2 separate regions of the Homo sapiens genome follow, and region 2 is linked to region 1. Evidence: read pairs that join two places in POLR2A ChIA-PET (ENCODE). Cell type or tissue: PC-9. All regions are shown on one strand. Each heading gives the region's core, and the rest is flanking DNA. Links, peaks and the distances in the headings are about the cores only.

Region 1 (8,333 bases), core at 3,207-5,706:
TAGTTGGAGTTTGGCTGAGCTTTGGGTTTCCTTCCTTCATGGTTTCAAAGCCACAGCATCTTGATAAGTGTCTGAAAACTTGGTGGAGGATAGGATGGGTGGGCTTGAGTCTGAGAAAACCCACAGTGATTTGCTGGTGTCACCTGCCTGGGGATGTCCACATGCAGGCTTGGTATTCTCAATAACATCATGGACAGAATTTTATATTTGATGTATATCATGCATACTTGTCATTGATTTGATTTCAGGATGGGATTGGGGATATTTTTGTTTTGGCCTTCTGTTATTTTAATATCATTTCTGAAATAAAACAATTATTTAAAAATGACAAAGAAATGCAATTCATGTTGATAATGGGCTTCCGCTGGTCCCTGGTAAGGCTAGACCACCACTTCTGGGACATTTTCGTCCTAGGCATTCCCCTCTGTCTCTCAGCAATCACCAGGCTGCCAGCCAGGGTACAGATTCTCTGTTTCTTTAACCAGAGACATGATGGGCTCAGAGGTTCACCCTGAATGTCTCTCATAACACCCCTCACTGATTTAAGCCAGCAGCACATCACATGCTCTGTCTCCTTTTTCAAGAAAAAGTAATAGTAACAACAATAATAGTAATTTATCTCATTTCCAGGTAAGGAACTGTAGAGCACACAGCATATACGGGAGTACATTATGGGTATTTACTCAATCACAGATTCTGCTGGGTCTGGCTTAATTCATATTGTTGGATGGCCACCAAGCTAAGAGACCCTTTTTAGCCCTGACCTATGAAACACAAATCCCTTTTCTTGGAGCTATAAGTACAACATCTACATTTCTCCTACACACACACACACACACACACACACACACACACACACACACACGTCAAAATCATATTCTCTGCAACCAACAAAGCTTTGATCTGCCACTTCTGATTGGCTTTGGTGGGTGGCCTGAAGCCAGACAGATAGAAAGAAGCCTTAGGGGCCGAGCACGGTGGCTCACGCTGTAATCTCAGCACTTTGGGAGGCTGAGGCAGGCGGATTACCTCAAGTCAGGAGTTCAAGACCAGCTTGGTCAACATGGTGAAACCCCGTCTCTACTAAAAATACAAAAATTAGCCGGGTGTGGTGGCGCACACCTATAATCCCAGCTACTCGGGAGGCTGAGGCAGGAGAATTGCTTGAAGCCAGAGGGCGGAGGTTGCAGTGAGCCAAGATCACACCACTGCACTTCAGCCTGGGTGACAGAGTGAGACTCTGTCTCAACAAAAAAAAAAAAAAGAAAGAAAGAAAAGAAAGAAAGAAAGAAACAGGCTTCAGAAGGAGTAGCTGAGGCCTTTCCAGCAGGATGAGGCTTCTTGGGAATGTGTAGGAACAGGAGGCAGAATCTGAGCTGAGCTCCCCTCCCGTCTCTTATTGAGTGGGGGATTGGGTGCTGGGAGTAAGAGCAGAACTCTGAGAACCAAGCAAGAGGGATGACAGTGATTAAGAAGAGAGTTGCGGCCAGGTGCGTTGGCTCACGCTTGTAATCCCAGCACTTTGGGAGGCCGAGGCAGGCAGATCAGGAGGTCAGGAGTTTGAGACAAGCCTGACCAACACGGTGAAACCCTGTCTTTACTAAAAACACAAAAATTAGCTGGGCGTGGTGGCGCACACCTGTAATCCCAGCTACTCAGGAGGCTGAGGCAGGAGAATCACTTGAACCCATGAGACGGAGGTTTCAGTGAGCTGAGACCGTGCCACCACACTCCAGCCTGGTGATAGAGTGAGACTCCGTCTCAAAAAAAAAAAAAAAAAAAAAAAAAAAAAAGAAGAGAGTTGCTGGGGAGAGTCTGGTCGAGCTGCACCTTGGTGGTCCCTGGAGATTATCAGGAAGCGCTGGGCTGGTTCCAACTCTCTCTTTGGTTAGCGTTACCCACTCTCACCTGCTGCTGGCTCTTCTGGCTCCAGCCTCAGCCAGCCTTTAGCTGAAGACTTCCCATGGCTGTCTCTCTCCTTCCACTTTTCCTTTTCTTCCCTTCCCCTCCATTCCTACCTTTCCTCTCTCTCTCTCTATCTCTCTTTCTCTATCTCTCCCTCCCTCTCTCGTTATTGTCATGTTTTGTTATCGGCTTTTTTTTTTGAGACGTCGTCTCGCTCTCGCTCTATCGCCCAGGCTGGAGTGCAGTGGCACGATCTCGGCTCACTGCAAGCTCTGCCTCCTGTGTTCAAGCCATTCTCCTGCCTCAGCCTCCTGAGTAGCTGGGACTACAGGCGCCTGCCACCACGCCCGGCTAATTTTTTTTTTTTTTTTTTTTTGTATTTTTAGTAGAGACGGGGTTTCACCGTGGTCTCAATCTCCTGACCTCGTGATCCGCCCGCCTCGGCCTCCCAAAGTTGTTACTGGCTTTAATAAAGACTTCACTCTGAGGCTACCTGTCCTGGATGAATTGCTGTGTAGCAGTTCCTGGGAGGTCAGTTGGGAGGACAGAGCCTTGAAGGGTGGTCCAGAAGGTAGGGTCAAGACAGCAGGCAGATGGCCAGAGAGGGTGTGTGGCCCAAGGGTGTTGGGGAGTTCTGCCCTGGGTTTAGAAAATACAGGCTCCAGTCAGGCAAAACTGCCTTCCTCTCAGCAGCAGGGTAGCCAGGCAGCCTTCAGCTCTTCCTCTAGACCAAGTTTGTCCAACCCGCAGCCTGACACAAACTCATAAACTTTCTTAAAACATTATGAGATTATTTTTAAGGTTTTTTTTTTTTTCTCATCAGCTATCGTTAGTGTATTTTATCTGCGGCCCAAGACGAATCTTCTTCCAGTGTGGCCCAGGGAAGCCAAAAGATTGGACACCCCTGCACCCTCCCAGCCCTCCTTGAATCCGGGTCACTCAGGTTCTGGAAGCATCTCAGTCCTTGTCCTTCACTCTGGCTTCTTGGAGGTTTGGGAGATGCTGGGGTCCCAGCCGCTCACTGCAGCTCTTGATGTTGGTCCAGTTGATCTCGTCTTTTCGGGTGCCCACCTTCTCTCTAGCCATGCCTGTTCCCATCCTGGTTGAGTCCTTCCCTGGGTCTCTTGATGTTCTGTTTTCCATCTACCCAGCTTATAGGACTCCCTCCGGGGGCCAGTGAGTGGCAAGCCCAGATGGGAACCCAGATCTTTGATAACTGATGCTTGGCGCATTGTACTCCTCAATATTGCTTTCCTTTGCTTTGCAAATTCCTGCCTGTTGGCCACAAATAATGCTTTGTAAGACATAGCCTGAGATTTATTATTCCAAGTCAAGCAGAAGTCATGCTAATCTGGTGAAAAGTGTTTTCTGTTTGTTTTGTTTTTCTGTTGGTGGTTTAAGATCCTACTGGAAGGCTGGACACAGTGGCTCATGCTTATAATCTTGGCACTTTGGGAGGCCAAGGTGGGAGGATCGCTTGAAGCCAGGAGTTTGAGACCAGCCTGGGCAACAAAGTGAGACCCTGTCTGAAAAAAAAAAAAATTAAAATCTTACTGGACTTGGGACATTGCTTTCTTGTTTTCAGACACACTTCTGGAGTTCATGGTTTAACTGACATCTTCTACATTTGCATTAAGAAGGCTTTTACTTGGATGAGGCTTAGAACATACATAATAGGGGGATCAGGGACACCCTCTATTTTTCCCCTTCCAAGCAGGCCCACACCCCTGCCTATTCTTCCAGGAAAGGGGAGAGTCAGGACTCCAAGACAACCCTTTGAACTGCTGAAGTCCAGTGCCACTGACGAGTCACATTCCTTTGTCCTCCCCCCTGGTGCAGCAAAGTGTGCATGTTCTCACCATCCTGGATCTGTTGCATTTCTGTTAATAAGTCAAAAGGGTCGAATTAAAATGTACCATTTGATTGGCCATTCCTTTGTTGTCTTTCTCTTCCACTGAGATAAATGCCACCAGGGCAGGACTTTACATTGTTCCCCCACTACATCTCCCGTGCCTAGAATCTGGAAGACCAAAGGTGCTCAACAAATACTTGTGAAATAAATGCGTGAGTGATGGCCCCAACTCTTACATTCTAAATTTCTGTCGTTACAAGAGACAAAAGGGCAGAGTCCATTTCGGCTGCCCCCATCCCTTCATCCCCAGAGTTATGAAACTACAAATCCTGAGACCTCAATTCTCCTCATTCCACTCGGAGATGATTCCCACCTCTTAATGTCCTTTCTTTTTGGCCTTGTTTTTCTTTCCATTCTTGCATGTCTTTAACTCTTCTACTAATAACACAAGTGACCCCATTTCCTCTGTTGTCTCCAAACCACTATCCATGCCATTTTCCCTTCAGTTTGCCTTTGGTGAGAAAAAAAAAATATTCTCCCAGAAATGTGACTCAGAAGTAATCAATGTAAATGTCATCCAAGGCCATGGGGAATTTCTTGGCCATGAATCACATCCCTTGTGCTGAGAACCTGGGTTATAGTCATGGCAGAAAGTCCCAGCACCCAGAAACACCCCCTTCCTCCCCAGCCCCATGCCCACTGGATGCAAGAATTTCTCCTCGTCCTTTTTTGTTGTGGCTGTCCTTGGGCACATTGGGCAAAGGCTCATGCAGGCTTGTTTCCCTTCCCAGCTTGGTTCTGTGACTGTTGCAATGGACTTTAGCGCCTGGCAGGAAGTGCCTGGCTCACCTCCGCTCCAGCAACTGTGGCTGCCACTGCTGATGGAGGAATGAGAGACACAACCCACGGCCAGGTTTCAGCACAGGCTCAGGACCAGGGCACCTCAGATTTTCCATGCCAGCTGGAAACAGGACATGAAAGGTACAGGTTAGGAAGGAGCTATGGCTGGCGAGTTCAAAGGCCCCATTCATGAAGTTTAAAAAAAAAAAAAACACTTTCGGTATTTAGATTGCTCTGCCTTCTTTGTTCTTTCACTTTTTCTCTCAAGTTTGTAGAGCAGGTCCCAGTGCATGAATTTGAAAATAAGAAAGAAAGAAAGACAGGAAGGGGCGGGGGGAGGAAGGGAGCCTAAAGCTCATCAAAACCTGCACAAAGGTGACACTCATGCATATGCTATCAAAGTGGAAGGGAAATACATCTGTACCCACACATAACAGGCAGTGACAAGTTTAGAAATTGTTATCCCGGTCATGGGAAGGTCATTGACAAGTTTTTCAGGTCTCCAGTAAGTAGGAAAATGATTGGGGCAGACTGAGTGTCTAGCAACCTTGAATGAGAGAAGCAGAAAGGCACAGGGGTAGGCGCGTGGGCTTGGAGCCAGTCTGTTTGGGCATTCCAATTGTAGGAAGTAAATGAAATAAACCACACAAAAAAGAATCATCCTGGCACATGATGGGCTCTCAACAAATACCAGTGAAAGTAATGAATGAATATGTGAAGTGCTTCTCAGAGGCCCAGGGCACGGAGGGGTGCTCACTGAAGAGCAGCAGCAGGAGTAGTCATGCTTGAGCCCAATGTTGGAATCCCTTCCTGTCACTCGGCTGGGTTTGACTGGGAGCAGTCGGGACACCACAGGACTAGGGGAAAGAGGAGGATCCACTACACCCAGAGCATCTGCTCTGCCGGTGAGCAAGGCTGATGACACAGATCGCAATGGCAGTGACAGGAACAGTGAAGGGTCACTGTCTTTAGAAAAGGCCATGTCTAAATGGGTGCAAACCTAGCCAATCCCCTCCAAAAGAAAGTTCCCAGCTTCTCTGACCGGGGACTTTCTCCGCCAGCACCCAGGGGATGAAGGAACAATTTTCCTTTATCCTGTGCCTGCAGCACAGCACGGCACAGGCAGAGCCTCCTGTTTCAAAGGCAAACCTTGAAGTTTACAGTGCCCTCTACCTGAAGAGAGTTAGTTTAAAAATCAAAACGTGGCAGAAAGTCAGAGCTGGTAGAGAATTTGAATATTACCTAGGTAACCCCATATTCACTGAGGCTCTGCATTACTCAAAAAACCCACCTGGAGGCCAGGCGCGGTGGCTCATGCCTGTAATTCCAGCACTTTGGGAGGCTGAGGCGGGTGGATCACCTGAGGTCAGGAGTTCGAGACTAGCCTGGCCAACATGGTGAAACCCTGTCTCTACTAAAAATACAAAAATCAGCCGGGCGTGCTGGTGGGCGCCTGTAATACCAGCTACTTGGGAGGCTGAGGCAGGAGAATCACTTGAACCCGGGAGGTAGAGGTTGCAGTGAGCCGAGATAGTGCCACTGCACTCCAGCCTGGGTGACAAGAGTGAAACTCTGTCTCAAACAAAACAAAACAAAACAAAACAACCCAAAAACCCACCTCAAACTACTTTAAGCAAAAGAAGAAAATTCCTTGGCTCACAACACCCAACTTGCAGAAGACAGTGAGTTGAACTGGCTTTAGGAACTAGTAGGAACAGGGACTTAAACGTGGTCAGAGCTCTTATCTTAACTTCTGGTATTTCCAGACTCATTTCCAAGCTGTGGGACATTCCTCAGAGTCAGTTTTTTCCATCCGTGTAATGGGAATATTAACTTTCCTATCTACCTCCCAGAATTATTAACATGATCAAATGAGAAAATACATGAACAGAGGTACATATACAGTTGGTTATTAACACTTGTTTTTAAAATGTGAATTTATTGTGATTGAATTAAAGTATTGGGGACAATGTGAACATAATTCAAGTTTCTCATAGGCAATTTTATCTGCAAGAGAAAACTAGATTAACATAGAAGATGGCACCCAGCTGAACTGAGTCTTGTCAGGATTCACAAAATGCCACATGCACATATTCCACGCATCTGCCCTACTACCTTGCAGATGTGTTATTCTAACTAATCTACTTATCACAACCAACTGGGTCATCCTACGAGGTTATATTTTCCTATTCTTTCACATTTGTAAAGTGTTGTGTATTAAAAAGAATTCATTCAACATCTCCAACATGTCTAAGCATCACAAGCAGGGCATGGGAAAGAAAAGCTTTGTGTATTGAGGGGGGAAATTGAAGTAAAGCATTTTGAGAGAATCAAGAGAACCTATGCTATCTCCCAAGCAACAGACCATAGAAATAAAAGAAATGTCTGTGGATGGAATAAGTTCAAGTGCTGAGAAATCAATAAGAATAAGGCATGATCCACCCACCTTGGACACCCAAAGTGCTGGGATTATAGGCGAGGTCAAGAGATCGAGACCATCCTGGCCAACATGGTGAAACCCCATCTCTACTAAAAATACAAAAATTAGCTGGGCATGGTGGCAAGTGCCTGTAGTCCCAGCTACTTGGGGAGGCTGAGGCAGGAGAATCGCTTGAACCTGGGAGGCGGAGGTTGCAGTGAGCTGAGATTGCACCACTGCACCCCTCCAGCCTGGTGACAGAGCAAGACTCCGTCTCAAAAAAAAAAAAAAAAAAAAAAAAAAAAAAAAAAAGGCATGAAGACATAGAAGAGATGGAAAGATGAGCATTGTTGAAACCGAAAACTAGGTGGTGAAAAATAAGGGCAACCTCGCTCACAAAGAGAAAGCACTATCTACGTGCAAAAACCTTAATGGAAATTACCACATTCTGCAGAAATGACACCTTTTGTTCTATGAGGGGCTGATTTGGTGATTTCAAATATCACCACAATTTCCAAAGACTTCAGCTATTGAGTGAAGTCCTCAAGTGTGGATGAGAAAACTGCAAAGGAATTTCCAGCAGGGATACAGAAATTAACTAAAGAAGAAAATGCTACATTTTCAAATTTTCAATTTTGATGAAACGGATATCCATTATAAATGCATGCTTCAAATGGCCCACATTTCAGAATTTTAAGGCTGCAAAAAATCAAAAATGTTGGTGATCTTTCTTCTACTACTTCATCCTAACACAAGCAGCAACCCTCTCAGCTCCCTCTTCCATCAGCAAATGGCAGGTATTTTTAAAGATAAAGTGCCATATTTATTGTAGTATTTACATTTTTTTCATTATTTAACATGCACAAAACTGTGCTATCATTTTTATTAAGTTCCTATCTTTTTTATATTACCAACAAAGTGTTTAGGTACTGTGCCCCTGACCCTGTCTTTTCTCTAAGCCTGTGGTTTTTATTGTGCAATTTTGCATAACACAGTGAGTTTTAGGAATGCATGTATCATGTTATAGCAGAACTATCTGGATCTTTTAATTCCCACACATCTCTCCCTCAGCCATGGTTTGGCGACCACAGGCTACAGGTGTGAACCCATAATTCAAATCTGCCACTCCCCTCTGGGCCCCAGGACCAGAACCTCTCAAACTCCTCTTCACCCCTGCAGGCCTTCAGGGCCGAATCAAATTTCTTGACAACTCTACACTGTGCAGCTACTTTTGATGGACCCTCCGGAAATCGCTTGTCCTTTTTCATCTTCAACACCACTGATCTTATCCTTTCTTACTTAAGGCTCCTTGCTAGG
Region 2 (8,333 bases), core at 3,510-6,009, 110 kb after region 1:
TTCTGGGTATGTACCTGGAAGTGGGAGTAGGGAGAGGAGTAACAATATAGAAGAGGGTAATAAAAGGCAAATCAAGTGCTAGACAGAAAAAACAGTTTAAGGGTATTGTAGAACATACGTAAGAAAGGGCTCAAATATAGCTTAGTGGATGAGGCAAGGGAATCTGGGATTAATGGGGGTAGTAGCGAGCCATTATCTGGGATTAATGGGGGTAGCAGTGAGCCATTATCTGGGATTAATGGGGGTAGTAGTGAGCCATTATAGGTTCTTGAGCAAGAGAGTAATACTATGAAAGCAGGATTCCAAGGAGACCAGAGAACAGTAACAGGCAAAATGGGCTGGAAGACATACATCTGCTAGCAGGTAGATATGGCAATCCAGTAGTTGTGCATTGGAGTCATCTGGGAAGCTCTAAGAAGTTTATCGATGCCTGGGTCGTAACCCTCAGAGATTTGGATTTAATTGGTTGGGGTGGAACCTGCATGTGGTAATTTTTGCAAAGTTGCCCAAGTGATGCCAAAGAACAGCCTGAAGTGATAATCACTGCAATACTTCAGGCACAAAGAGATGAAGGCTGAGATTTAGATAGGAGTCTGGCAGGAGGCTGGGTCAGCATAAAAGCAAATCTAGGAGGCATTTCAAAGAAGAACTGACATTGTGACAGATTAGAGGTAAAGAGTAGAAGGACACAGTCTGTTAGATTCCTTTATGCATTCATTCAACAAATATTAAGCCACTCCAAAGTACCAGGCACTGTCCTAAGCTCTGAGGATTTGGTTATAAATAAGACAGTTATGTCCCAGTTCTTATGAAACTTTCAGTCTAGTGGACACAGACAACACATAAACAAGATTTCCAGCAGTGACCTGTATAACAGGGTAAAGTTAAAAGCACTACCATGTGTTGGGGGCCATAAGACGGTCATGACCATAAGACAGGCAGGGCAGACCTCTCTGAGGGGGTGACAGTTGACCCGAGGCTTAAATAAGAAGCCCGGCTTGCAAAGGTCTTTGAAAATTATGCTCTAAGTAGGGAAAACAGTAAGTGTGAGGGAACAAGCTTGGTGTGTTCCAGGGGCAGAAAGGCCAGTGTGGCTGGAGAATGAAAGATACATTGACATCAGAGAAATAAGTAGGTACAGACAAAATTGAGCCTTGTAGGCCATGGCATGGATTTCATTCTAAGTGAGATGGAAAGCCCTTGGAGGAAATTAATCAGGGTAGCAATATAATCTGATTTGAATTTTTAAACAACTACTTTGCAGTATGAAAGTGGACTGTAGGTAGCAGGAATGGAAGCAAGAAAGCCAGTTGGGATGTTGGATGAAAACAGGGGCTGCTGACAGATATGAGAAAACTGTAGTGAGGAATGGATTTGGACATGTTAAGTTTGAAGTGATTGTGGAGCCCCCAAGCAGAAATGTTCTGAAGCAACTAGAAATACAGAAAACAGATAGGAGTTTAGGCTGTACCCACTGATTTGGGGGTCACTTCCAAGGGAAGTGAGGAAATGCAGGTTAGATGACACTACAGGAATATTAACAACTTCATCCAAAGTATAGATTAATAACAACTCAAGAGAAATACTGATAGCGGTGGGCTGCAGGGCCCTCTGGTTAGTCTTGTCTCATTTAACATTTTTATCTGTGAATGGGATGAAAAAATGTAAGTATGATGAAGAATGTCACAAAAGCGGGAATGGTGACTGATGCACTAGAATCAAGATTCAAAAAAAAGATCTCAACTGCTTAAGTGGTGCACTGAAGCTAACAGGATGAAATTTAACACATAGATAACAGATACATATGTATGTATGTATATGTGTACCTATACATATGTGTATATATATATATGTGTGTGTGTGTGCATGTATATTCCCTCATATTTAAAAAATGTAAATCAACAGCACAAGTACAGGGTTCTAGAAACCAGGGTAATTTACCTAAAAAAGGCCTGCAGCTTTTCTGACCACATACTTTATAAGCCAAAAGTGTAATGTCATTGCTAAAAATGCTGATGTAAAGTCAAAATATGTGGATAATATTTACTATGAAACTACAAGAATTACTTTTTCCGGGGAAAAATACATCAGTAGTGAAAATAAATGCATTGGTCAGGATATTTCTAGAATACCGTTTTCTAGTCAGGCTGCTGACTAAATGTCTGAAGCAGAGACGGCAGAAGAGACAACATGGTTGGAAGTTATGTGATTTGAGGGACAGTAAAGTAATAAAAGTGTACGTATATTCAATGCTTAACGGCTTACTCGAGTTTTTCCCAAATATGTAATCTCACTTGAAGGAGAGTTTCCTCTGGTTGAGAGAAAACCCAGTCAAATATTGAGTCTTCAGCAAGTTCAGAGAATAGTAACTTGTCCAAAATTAGAAAGATATAGAAAGAGACAGAAGCTGGGATTCGAACACAGGTAATTTTGACTCCAAAATCTTTTTTTAAAAACATATGTATATATTAAAAATACATGTATAATTTTTCATTTAAGCAATTTCACTTATCAAGTTGGTCTGAAAATGTTCAGTCAGAAAAATAAAAGTTGTATCTGAACTTTTTTCAAGCAAGATGTATGTATGTCTTACATAGTTTCATGACCTTGGGACTAGCTCAACTTCTAGGACATAATATGTGCTAAGAATTTGCTGAATGAATTAGCCAGCCCTTTTGCTTGTGTTGTGTATCTGTCCACTGATGAACACTAGATAAAATATATACACAGTTGACTCTTGAACAACATGGGTTTCAACTGCACGGGTTCACTAACAGTTGACTTTTTTCAATCAAATACGGATAAAAAATATAGTATTTTCAGGATGCAAAATCTGCGCATGTTTACACAGGGTTGATATTTTGTATATGTGGTTCTGCAGCAGGACTTGAATGTGCATGGATTTTGATATATGAGGGAGATCCTGGAACCAATCCCCCAAGGGATGACTGTACACTCAAACAAGTGAGAAACATTTCTCTGCAAGTCTTTTTCTTTATAGCATCCCATATTACAATGTCTTTTCATCCATCTGTTTTTGTGTTTTTTTTTTCTCCCTGGCAACTCAATTTTCCTTTCTACCCATTTACTTTGTACCACAGGTGAATAAACCTCTTATTCCCACCTGCCCACCTGGCCATCAGCCAAGATGAGTCTTCCTGTTCCTTATAATTGCTTGTCCTGACTGACAGCTTGGCAAAGCAGGACAACAGATTACTGTGATAATAAACACATTTATCAGATTGTTTAGGAAGGGTGACAAACAGAAAGGATTCTGATTGCAATAAAGAAACCATGTCCACAATATCTTTATTCATCCTCCATCAAAATTTTGTTTCCTACTTTTCCTACCTCCTTATGGAAAAAATACAGGAAGATTATCAGAAGAATAAATTGTGTATTTGAGTTTTTTAAAAAACAAATTTCTCAGTACAATAAAAAGATTCTGAAATGTTCTAAGGTCAAAAATTATGACACCTAAAATCTAGGCAGAAAAATTTGCAGGAAGTAAAGTATGTTTAACATAGGGCTAATTCTAACACAGCCACAGAGAGCTGTTAACATGCCAAAAAGAAAAACAGGTTAAAATTAATTCAGTTTGAGTCCCTCTGTTTCTAGCATCTATTTTCTCTCTGTATATACTGTATTGGCAGTGTCAGCACTACAGCCAGCCAGAGTGGAAGTACTCTCCACACCTAGCTACCCACAGATTACCCAGTAACCTGAGCCTGCAAACATGCAGGACAGAGAAGAGAGAAGAGAAAAATCTGTTTACCTTAAAGATAGATCTTCCAAACTCATTAACATCTTATACAGTGTTTGCCATTTCATTTGTGTTAAGATAACCTTATTCCCAGGCCCTAAAATGAATCATTTCAGGGTCAAATGGCTGTAGCACTTCCACCAATGGGTGGAATACACATTTCAAATACAATATAGAACTGGTTTAAAGGACACATTGAGAAAGAAATGTCTCTTTTTCAACTGATCTCTGCTTACTTCACTACCCCAGGGATATGAGAAAAAATTGTAAAGTTCTTAAAGGTAGATGCTTTATATGTAGGTAAATATAGAACAGGAGATTTTGCAAAGATGAAAATGTTTTAAAAAGGAGCACATGAAGACCAATGCTTAGCTCATAACCCATCTGAAGGCACATACAAAGTTCACCGGAAAATGGATAATTCGTTTCTGCTTTTCCACTGATGGATTTACCAGTATACTAAGCTGAAGTTTAAAAAATGCTGTGGTAGGAAGAAACACTACAGTACAGTAGCAAACAAAGCCAGAGAGGTTGGGTTGATCCAGTAACGTGCTACCCGTCAAATGCCAGATATGGAATTGCTGGATAGCAGAGAATCTTTAGTATTTTCAAGACCTCGATTCTATACCTAGATTGTATTGAATTTCAGATCCTGCTTCTAGATGGAAAAGCATACACACACACACACACACCCCAAAGATTTCCAGACCTTGGGTGTTTAAAGGGCCTTCACACAGTAAATCAACCTACTGCTGTCTTGTTTTCTCTGCAACCAGACTGAAATAATATAGCACAAGCAGAGGTGTGAATTACCCCCATTCATCTTAATGGAGTGTTAACTTCAAAGCCTTGTTTTAACCATTTAAATGCTAAGCTCATGAGTAAACATTCTGTTAAAAATAAAAAAGTACAATTTAAACATTCACCCTCAACATACGAAAGTAATTTATAGTCTTGGCACTTCGTCTTTTAATTTAGCAAACAAGTCTCCAAATGTTAGAAAAGTATATATTTTCTGCTTTACTTAGTTTTATTTTAAATAGTTATTACCTAATAAATTATGAACATTAAGCCCATAATGAGAAGGCCCATATTTCCCAGGAAAAATTCTGAGGGGCATTTGAACAAGGTTTTTTTTGGTAATCTTGGCTGAAGGGGGCACTGCTCTCACCAGCCATCTTATTAACCTCATCTAAATGCACAGAGAAAGTTGTGACTCAAAACAGGCAACTAGATAAGGCAGAACATTAAAGTAAAATAAAAATGAATACCTGCACAAATAATTTTTCTTGCTACTAAGTTTTGTGCAGTGTTCAACAGACTGTCCCTTTGCCAAACCTCCCATGATCCTATCTCATGAGCAGGTGACAAATGTATTAATTGATGCCCAGCTGTCATCACACTTAACAATTGCCCCCAGGGGGCATCCTTGCATCTGTTGCAGATTTAGGGTTATTTTGGTATTACTGGAGTTAGACTTATTTAAGTAGCTGCACACCTATCTGTATTTGGATCCATAATGTCATAAACAGAAGAAGAGGGTACGAGTAGTAGGATATCGGATTGACTGGCTCTGGCTGACCTGAAGCCACATGGGAGGCCATGTCTGGCTGTGGCCTGGGACCATTCTAAGTGCCTAGTTTCAGGAAGGCATTATTAGTAGGAGAGTACAGCTGAGGTAAACTGTGGGAAAGCACTCAAAACGTGCACCTGGGGCCAGTTCCCCTGTGAGTGAAGGCTAGAGAAAGATTCTGAAAATAATTCTCATGCAAGATGAAGAAATTCAAGGTATGTTTCCATGTCCTTAGTGGAAAGCAAACTCATTTCATTGGTCCAGATAAGGGAATGGACAAAGGGGATAAACATTTAATCTATCAAAAGAGTCTGTTTTGGTCTGCACCTAATTTATACAGAGCATTTAATTCTATCAATATGACCCTGTATAATAGGCATTAACTCCATTTTACAGATGTGAACATGGAGGCTTATAGAGGTTACGTAGTGTGCCTTACACTGAGACTTGAATCCAAGTCTTTCTAACCCAAGAGCTTGGTCTTTTACCATTACACTACACTGTTCTCCAGTTGCTAAATATCTTGATCTTCTCAAAAGAGAAGCTCAGTTGTCAATTTTTCGGCTTATTTCCTAAGTGAGAAGCAAAGGTGCACCTGCAAAAGAGTGTATTTCCATATATGAAAACCGGCACTTTGCATGCAATTCTCTACTTTACATGTGTACTGGGGTAGGATTACATTTTTACTGATACACCCTGGCTTTAGTAGAATTTCATGGGAGGAGAGCCCTAGGTTCTGGTTCCTAACCTGAAATAAGCCATGTCAATGAGAAGCTGCAATGATTTATAACCTCCAAACAAAATATTATAGAAATGATCAACATTTTGTCTCTGCCAAGTAGAATGTTGCCTGTTTTAGTGACCAACTAAGAAAACTCAGAGAAAGGACTTTGAAGTACACAGGCAGTCATCACAGGTCTATCTCATAATGAACAGAAGAGGAAAGTTATAAAAGTTTTTAGATAGGATTTAGAGGGAGGGCAAAATCCCTCTAAATTCTACCAAGTAGAACAATCTCAGTTTTGTTATTAGTGACTGATGCTAACAAAATTAAAACATAGCTAAGAATCAATTTTGTATATAAATTTAATACACTGATTTCTTAAAACAAACAAACAAAAGATTGACCCAATATATTTAAGAACATTTAAACACTTCTGCTCTTTGAAAGACACTGTTAAGAGAATAAAACAGCAAGCCACAAAATGGGGAAAAAAAAATCTTTGCAAAACACATATAAAGAACAGAAATTGGCTGGGCATGGTAGCTCATGCCTGTAATCTCAGCACTTTGGGAGGCTGAGGCGGGCAGATCACTTGAGGTCAGGAGTTTGCGACCAGCCTGGCCAACATGGCGAAACCCTATCTACTAAAAATACAAAAATTAGCTGGGTGTGGTGGCGTGCGCCTGTAATTCCAGCTATGCAGGAGGCTGAGGCACTAGAATTGCTTGAACCCAGGAGGTAGAGGTTGCAGTGAGCCGAGATTATACCACTGCACTCCAGCCTGGGTGACGGAAGTGAGACTCTGTCTCAAAAAAACAAAACAAAACCCCAGAAATATAAAATCTAAAAAGAATGCTTAAAAGTCAACAATGAGAAAACAATTAACAAATGGTGGTATGTGCCTGCAGTCCCAGCTACTCAGTATGCTGAGGCACTGGGATCACTTGAGCCCAGGAATTTAAATCCAGTCGGGGCAACATAGCAAGACCCAGTATTTAAAAAAAAAAAAGGCAAAAGAGAGTTGAGCTAAACAGATACTTTACCAAAGAAAATAAACAGATGGCAAATATGCATATGAAAAGATGCTCAATATCATATTAGGGAACTGCAAACTAAAACAACGAGATACCACTACATGCCAATTAGAATGGTGAAAATCTAAAACACTGACACCACCAAATGCTGGTGAGGATGTAAGACAACAGAAACTCTAATTTACTGCTCTCTGGAATATAAAATGTTACAGCCATTTTGGAAGGTAGTTTGGCAATTTCTCATAAAACTAAATACATTCTTACCATACAGTGTAGGAACTGTGCTCCATGGTATTTACTCAAATAAGCTGCAAATTATGTCTACATAAAAACCTACACAGGGGCTGGGCATCGTGGCTCATGCCCAGCACTTTGGGAGGTCGAGGCGGATGGATCACCTGAGGTCAGGAGTACAAGACCAGCCTGGCCAACATGGTAAAACCCCATCTCTACTAAAAATAGAAAAAATTAGCCAGGCGTAGTGGTGGGTGCCTGTAATCCCAGCTACTGGGGAGGCTGAGGCATGAGAATTGCTAGAACCTGGGAGATGGAGGCTACAGTGAGCCGAGATCACACCATTGCACTCCAGCCTAGGTGACAGAGTAAGACTCTGTCTCAAAACAAAACAAAACAAAACAAAACAAAAAAACCTGCACACGAATGCTTAGAGCAGCTTTATTTGTAATTGCAAAGACTTGGAAGCAACCAAGAGATCTTTCAACAGGTGAATGGATAAACAAACTGTGGTACATCCATACAATGGAATACTATTCAGTGCTACAAAGAAAGGAGCTATTAAGCCACAAAAAGACATAGAAGAAACTTAATTGCATATTTCTAAACGAAATAAGGCAGTCTGAAAAGGCTACATACTATAGGATTGCAACTATATGACATTTTGGAAAAGACAAAACTATGGAGACAGTAAAATGATCAGTGGAAATGTACAAAGACGAGCAGGTACTATTCCTACAGAAACTACTCCAAAAAAATTGAGGAGGAGGGACTCCTCTTAACTCATTCTATGAGGCCAGCATCACCTTGATACTAAAACATGACAGAGACACAATAAAAAAAGAAAACTTCAGGTCAATATCTTTGATGAACATTGATGCAAAAATCCTCAACAAAATACTTGCAAACTGAATCCAGCAACACATTAAAAGTTAATCCACCATGATCAAGTACACTTATACGGGATGCAAGGTTGGTTCAACATATGCAAATCAATAAATGTGA

The links. ChIA-PET counts read pairs that join two places held together with the same protein. Peaks named below come from ENCODE experiments on the same cell type or tissue, not always from the same donor. Only the 100,000 strongest peaks of a DNase experiment are listed, where the experiment ranks them.
Region 2: POLR2A ChIA-PET joins it to region 1 with 12 read pairs; 3 of 35 experiments call an interaction of 5 or more read pairs at or near these places.

Annotation. Positions count from the first base shown.
Region 1 is chr14:61,174,889-61,183,221 of GRCh38, reverse strand. No RefSeq gene overlaps it. Among named protein-coding and RNA genes, the nearest start is that of TMEM30B, 100 kb to the left of the region's middle. RefSeq lists enhancers at 3,754-4,953, 5,068-5,569. In PC-9, for the core only: a CTCF peak has its summit at 4,893; DNase peaks (open chromatin) are centred at 4,351 and 5,071; H3K4me3 peaks cover 1,260 bases; H3K27ac peaks cover 2,500 bases.
Region 2 is chr14:61,061,234-61,069,566 of GRCh38, reverse strand. It overlaps a transcript of SLC38A6 not described here. Among named protein-coding and RNA genes, the nearest start is that of SLC38A6, 84 kb to the right of the region's middle. In PC-9, for the core only: no CTCF peak of the experiment used is centred there; no DNase peak of the experiment used is centred there.